2 separate regions of the Homo sapiens genome follow, and region 1 is linked to region 2. Evidence: chromatin loops called from intact Hi-C (ENCODE). Cell type or tissue: B cell. All regions are shown on one strand. Links, peaks and the distances in the headings refer to the core of each region. The heading gives the core; the rest is flanking DNA. Region 1 overlaps LRRFIP1 (LRR binding FLII interacting protein 1). Region 2 has its middle 12 kb from the start of RAB17-DT.

Evidence for each region. Peaks named below come from ENCODE experiments on the same cell type or tissue, not always from the same donor. Only the 100,000 strongest peaks of a DNase experiment are listed, where the experiment ranks them.
Region 1: a loop joins it to region 2, with 2.4 times the contacts of the local background. A loop is called at or near these places in 10 of 110 quality-filtered maps.

What each region holds. Positions count from the first base shown.
Region 1 is chr2:237,699,260-237,702,166 of GRCh38, reverse strand. All of the region lies in intron 1 of LRRFIP1 (LRR binding FLII interacting protein 1), which reads right to left. Among named protein-coding and RNA genes, the nearest start is that of LRRFIP1, 73 kb to the right of the region's middle. RefSeq lists enhancers at 1,658-1,707, 1,718-1,767. In B cell, for the core only: no CTCF peak of the experiment used is centred there; a DNase peak (open chromatin) is centred at 1,336; H3K27ac peaks cover 2,015 bases.
Region 2 is chr2:237,602,140-237,605,046 of GRCh38, reverse strand. No RefSeq gene overlaps it. Among named protein-coding and RNA genes, the nearest start is that of RAB17-DT, 12 kb to the right of the region's middle. RefSeq lists a silencer at 619-799 and an enhancer at 451-954. In B cell, for the core only: no CTCF peak of the experiment used is centred there; a DNase peak (open chromatin) is centred at 1,226; H3K4me3 peaks cover 1,287 bases; H3K27ac peaks cover 1,447 bases.

The DNA.
Region 1 (2,907 bases), core at 248-2,747, 97 kb before region 2:
TAAGAGATCTAAAAATACACGAGGAAGCACAAGTATGACCCCCAGGGCCTCCGAAACAAATGGCTAAAAAGACAGCCAGGCTCTCCCAGCCACATTAATGCCAGCCCCACAGCCTGCTGTGGAGCCCAAGTCTATGGGGGCACCTCCCTGGGAGCCCCATCTGCCAGGCACCCAGCCCACAGGCCAGCTGGGGAGATAGGCACCAAAGTGACCCTTCTCCCCCTGCAGGGTCTTTTCTGGGCTGCATGGACCCATGCGTGACATCTCGGGAGCCAGGCTGGAGAGGCCTGCAGAAGACTGCGTGAAGAAGTCACCATCCCCATCCCGAGCCACAGATAAAAGCACATGTTAGGAGGTGCTTTGCAAAGGGACCCCACGGCATGCAGAGGGCCCTGAGGGGCTCTAGTTCTAGACAGAACCACACAGCAGAAACGGCTTCTACCGGGGCAGGGCACACAGGGCAGTGAGGTAAACAGTCTAACCCATGCCTGTTCTTCCAGGGCTCCCCATGGGCCTCCCGCTCAGAGCCCCAGAGATTCCCAGCTATAAGAAGACAGTCACCCAAAGATAATGGCCGTCCCTTCTTCCGGGTCAGGGAACTCAGGGACAGCCCGGCTCAGGCTGGGGGCTCAGGCCAAGGAGAACCAGAGAGAGAAGAAGTTATTGACCAGGACACAAGGAGAAACCCCAGCGGAGCGCAGAGTGGAGAGCCCTCCCGCACGCCCTCCTGGCCTAGCCCACATGTGCTTCCATCCTCGCATGGCCTCAGCCTGCGCTGGAGGTGTTGTAGGCAGTGGGAGTACTGCCTAAGGGTGGGGACAGCCCAACACCCTGAACCCCAATTCCAGTGACGTCTGGGGCTCTAGCAGCTCTAATGGCATTTGTATCCTTCTTGTGGCTCCTACCAGAAGATCATCATGTGGTCTCCTCAAAGAACAGAAACACAACCAACACTGGTGGGGCAGGGGCCCTGACTGCTGGCAAAGGGACAGCAGGTGCTGCGGGAGGCTCGCTGGGCAGCTTGCTTCAAAAGCCCCACACTCCTTCAGGGGATCCTGGCACTGCTCATACATTTCCTGAGCATTGAAGCTTTTCTGGGATTCCAGCCTAGTGTAGAATTACAGATCCCAGGGCCTCTCACCCTACAGTCACAGGAAATGTTCTTACTCTGCTTTTAAACTCTGTGGTGATACCCTAGGGGTCCAGAATTCTACACAGAAGCTGGAAGGGGTTTATGAGCCACAACTTTAGGGCAGGCAGTTCCTGAGAAATACTCTGACGTCACTCCTTCCACCCAGGCTGAGAAGGCCCTGCAGCCTGGAAAGCACCGCATGTGAACCAGAGGCGGCTCCCACCTCCCCCCGCAGAGCCCAGGGGAGACCCAGGGCATACAGCTCATGTGCAGATTCGTGGCTGCCATGCCCGCCGTTTGCCAGGAGCCTGTTAGCGCATATTAGGGACACCCAGTGGGCCAATGGACAGAGGACTGGACCATGAACAGCAGCTCTCCTCAGATGTCAGATGGAAATGACGCCCCACGGGGCTGTTCAGGGAGAGAAGCCGTTTGCCAGCTGTAAAGCACTCTGCAAACAGGAGGAAGTTCTCCTATTAATTACACACATTCATTTTCGCCTCCAGGTTTTAGCGTCAAGCAGAGAAGTGAAAAAGCAGCAGCATTATTTTTCTAGGCCCCATGATACATCACCAGTCTAGTTTATAACCTTTTTGGAAAAGTGTTAAGGATGTAATTCAAGTTCACTCACGTGAATGTGACAGGAATATGATGCAGCCGAAGCCTGAAGTGGCCACAAAGGCCAGTTTGTTCACAGACAAGCAGGGGCCTCGGTCCTTGTGCGATTCTTCCCCTGAGCTAAGAAGGAATCAAGCTCCTGGAGGGGCCGTGGTGTACCCAGGCTGTGACACGGGATCCCTTTCCTGAGCCACTTTGCTATAGGAAGTAGCCACAGCCACCAACTTTTGTTTTCTCTGCAAACCCCCCAACCCTCAGATGCAGTGGCCTCTAAAGTTTGCTATTCACAGCAACCAAGTGGGCCGGGTGATGTTCTCCTGCACAGACGTGGACAAGAACGGACGGCACAAGGCTAGCACCTCCGCAACGCAAGGGAGGCTCACCTCGGTTCCGTGTACCCACCACCCCATGTCCCCCAGAGGCGATGTGCACTGTATCTCAGTTCCAAAAGAAATGCTCATGTGGGCAATCTCACGAAGTCCCCCAGGAACCACAAAGAGCCTTCCCTACGGCCATGACTGTGAGAACGATCGTTACCAGGCACAGGGCACTCTGGGGTGGCAGCTGGCAGTGGCGGAAGTGTTGACTTAGAGGGCATTTTGGAAATGTTGGGGGGACTGGGATGTCAAAAAGATTGGGAAGAAGCTAAGGGTATTGGGGCGGGGGGGCAGGGCCAGGTCGGCCAACCATCCCGCATTCAGACACGCCTGCGATGGGAAGAACTTTTCCCTTGACTGCTCAGGAAGATAGAAAAACCACTGTTTTGGCCGGGTGCGGTGGCTCACGCCTGTAATCCCAGCACTTTGGGAGGCCGAGGCAGGCGGATCATCTGAGGTCAGGAGTTCAAGACCAGTCTGACCAACATAGTGAAATCCCATCTCTACTAAAAATACAAAATTAGCCGGGCATGGTGGCGCATGCCTATAATCCCAGCTACTCAGGAGGCTGAGGCAGGAGAATCACTTGAACCCGGGAGGCGGAGGTTGTAGTGAGCCGAGATCTCACCATTGCACTCCAGCCTGGGCGACAGAGCGAAATTCCATCTCAAAAAAAAAGAAAAAAAAAAAAAAGAAAAGAAAAACCACTATTTTTAATTTTTGGATTTACAAACTGATTGCAACTTACATATAAACTCAAAATATGTTTTACACAGTTCA
Region 2 (2,907 bases), core at 194-2,693:
TGGGGGCAGCATTGTTTCTCCGCTTTCTTTCTTTTTTTTCTTTTGAGACGGAGTCTAACTCTGTCACACAGGCTGGAGTGCAGTGGCATGATCTCGGCTCACCGCAACCTTGGCCTCCTGGGTTCAAGCGATTCTCCTGCCTCAGCCTCCTGAGTAGGTGGGATTACAGGCACGTGCCACCACACCTGGCTAATTTTTGTATTTTTAGTAGATACGGGGTTTCGCCATATTGGCCAGGCTGGTCTTGAACTCCTGACCTCAGGTGATCCACCCGCCTCGGCCTCCCAAAGCTGGGATTACAGTCGTGAGCCACCACACCCGGCCGTTTCTCCATTTTCTACGGGAGACATGTTTTCCACATGTTTGGACCGTCCTTTGGGGATAACTGTGAGTGAGCATCTCACTTGAGAACCTCCCTCACATCCTCCACGTACTTCGCCCACGGTGGGGAGGTGGGGAGGTGGGCCCAGCAGCCTGTGGCCTCGGTGTGCTTGCTGCACATGGAGTGGACCCCATGTGGCCTCCTCCAGTGAGCCTCCAGGCTTGGGATGGGCCAGGTGCTGGAGCAAGTCCATTCCAGAGCTTGGTTCTTTTAAAAATTTCTATAATATATATACATATATTTTATAGACAGAGTCTTGCTCTGTTGCCCAGGCTGGAGTGCAGTGGCACGATCATAGCTCACTGCAACTTTGAACTCCTGGGCTTAAAGGATCCTCCTCCCTTAGCCTGCCAAGTAGCTGGCAGCTAATTAAAAAAAAAAAAGGGTGTTTTTAAAAAAAAAAAAAAATTGATTGGGGGGATCTCACTATGTTGCCCAGGCTGGTCTCGAGCCCCTGGCCTCAAGCCATCCTCTCGCCTCAGGCTCCCAAAGTGCTGGGCTTACAGAGTGAGCCACCGTGCTGGCCAGAGCCTGGTTCTTAGTGGGCCAGTCAGGGAATTTCAATGAAAAGTAAGGAGCCAAAGAAAGAAGACAAGGAAGTTGAAATAGGTCGGGGCTGAGATAATCCTTAGAGATCAACATCTCGGGTCTCAGTTGTTTATCTAAACCGAGCTGAATTCCAACCCCCACCCACACCTCCTGCATCTTCCCGGGGCTCTCAGCTTTGCTTTTTCAGAACGGTTTTCATTGTGTGTGTTGCCGCTGGCTGGATGTGAGGGTGAGTGATTTTACCGTAGCATCAAGTGTAGCCCAGAGCAACAGATGAACTCCGGAACAGAGTCATTTCCTGGATTCTGCCCTCTGGGTTCTAGATGCTTCCTGACAGTTCCGTTTCTTGACGTGCAGTTGCCGAGTCAAAGGCTGTGTTGTTGAATTCATTGCTACGCATCCCAGGTTTGCCCTCTCAGAAAACTGCACTGCCAGACAGTCTCAGCAACGGTTGGTGGACAGTCTCTACTGTTTTGCCAAAGCTTGGATGTGATGAGGCTTTGCCAATCTGACCTCCATGCTGACCGGCTCCTGCACGTGCTGGTGAGGCCGAACGCTCCTGCTAGCGCTGCCTGCACACCTGGGACTCACTTTCAGCGAATTGTCTGGCTGTGCCTTTGTCCATTTTTTGCTGATTTATAAATCAAGGATTTTAAAGCCACATGTTTGTGGCAGTTATTGTCCCAGCATTTTGTTTTATCCATATGCTTTTCTTGATATACAGGTGGCTTTCATTTGCAGAGGTCATTATTTCCTCCCTCTTATGGTTTGGTTTTTGCATTTGCCTCTGTGGGGTAGGTTAAGAAAGTTGTGGATTTGAATCCTTGTTCGATAGCTACGTAACTCTGGGGAATGTACTTAATCTCTCTGAGCCTCAATTTTCTCATCCGTAAAATGGGGATAACAATATCCACCTCCCTGGTTTGTTGGTGTGTATGGAAAAACTCTCTCAAACTGCGTTTTTCCTCTTTCACTCCACCACCACCTCCACAATCATCAACACAGAAGACGTCTGCAATAAAAGGCGTGGGGGTTTCCCCACACATTAAGCAGTGGGCCCCAGCTGGGTGTTCAATTCTAACACTGTCCACCTGGAGATAGCACCAGATCCCACTGGGTGGGGGGCTCAGTCCCCACGACTGCCACCCACCCCAGACACCAGTCATAAGCCTGGGCCTCTCGAACTTCTGACGGATGGGCTTCAAGTTGGGGTTCCCATGACCTCCTCTCTGTGTTGATCAATTTGCTGGAGCAGCTCACTGAACTCAGGGAAATAACTATGTTTGCTGGCTTATTGTAAAGGATGTTACAAAGGACACAGATGAAGAGATGCGTAGTGCGAAGTATGGGGGAAGGGGCAGGGAGCTTCCAAGCCCTCCCTGGACACATCATCCTCTGGGAACCTCCACAAAGTCAGCTCTCCACGGCTCCCTGAACCCAGTCCTCTTGGGTTTTTATGGAAGCTTCATGTTGACAGAATTCCTTCCCGCATGGTATGAGGCGGGACCCTCCCAGGGGAGGCTGTTAAGACCTACAGTCAGAAAAGTGAGGGAAGGTTAGAGTCCTGCCTTGTGGCAGGAAAAAGGAAGGCGAGAGGGTCAGAGAGGTTCTGTTACCTGAGGGTGGCGCCCAGGATTAGCACATCCAACATTATAACAGAAAACTGTAACAAGGGCTAAGTGGAGCTATGAGCCAGAAACTGTGGATGAAAAAATATATACATATATATATATATGAACATCAGAGTTGGTCATTTTATAATTTACATAAACACTGGGCAGGGAGTGTAATAAGCACTTAATAAATGATACCTTTCCATATTCCTTGATTTTAAGTCAACAAATGTGATGTGGTTCATCAGCTACTATTTAGATATCTTGAGAAAGACAGAAGACCTCAAGACGCAGGTCCTGTTCTTGAAGGAAAGGAGAAGAGAACCCTTGTCTGGGGAGCATGCTCTGCACTTAGGCGACCAG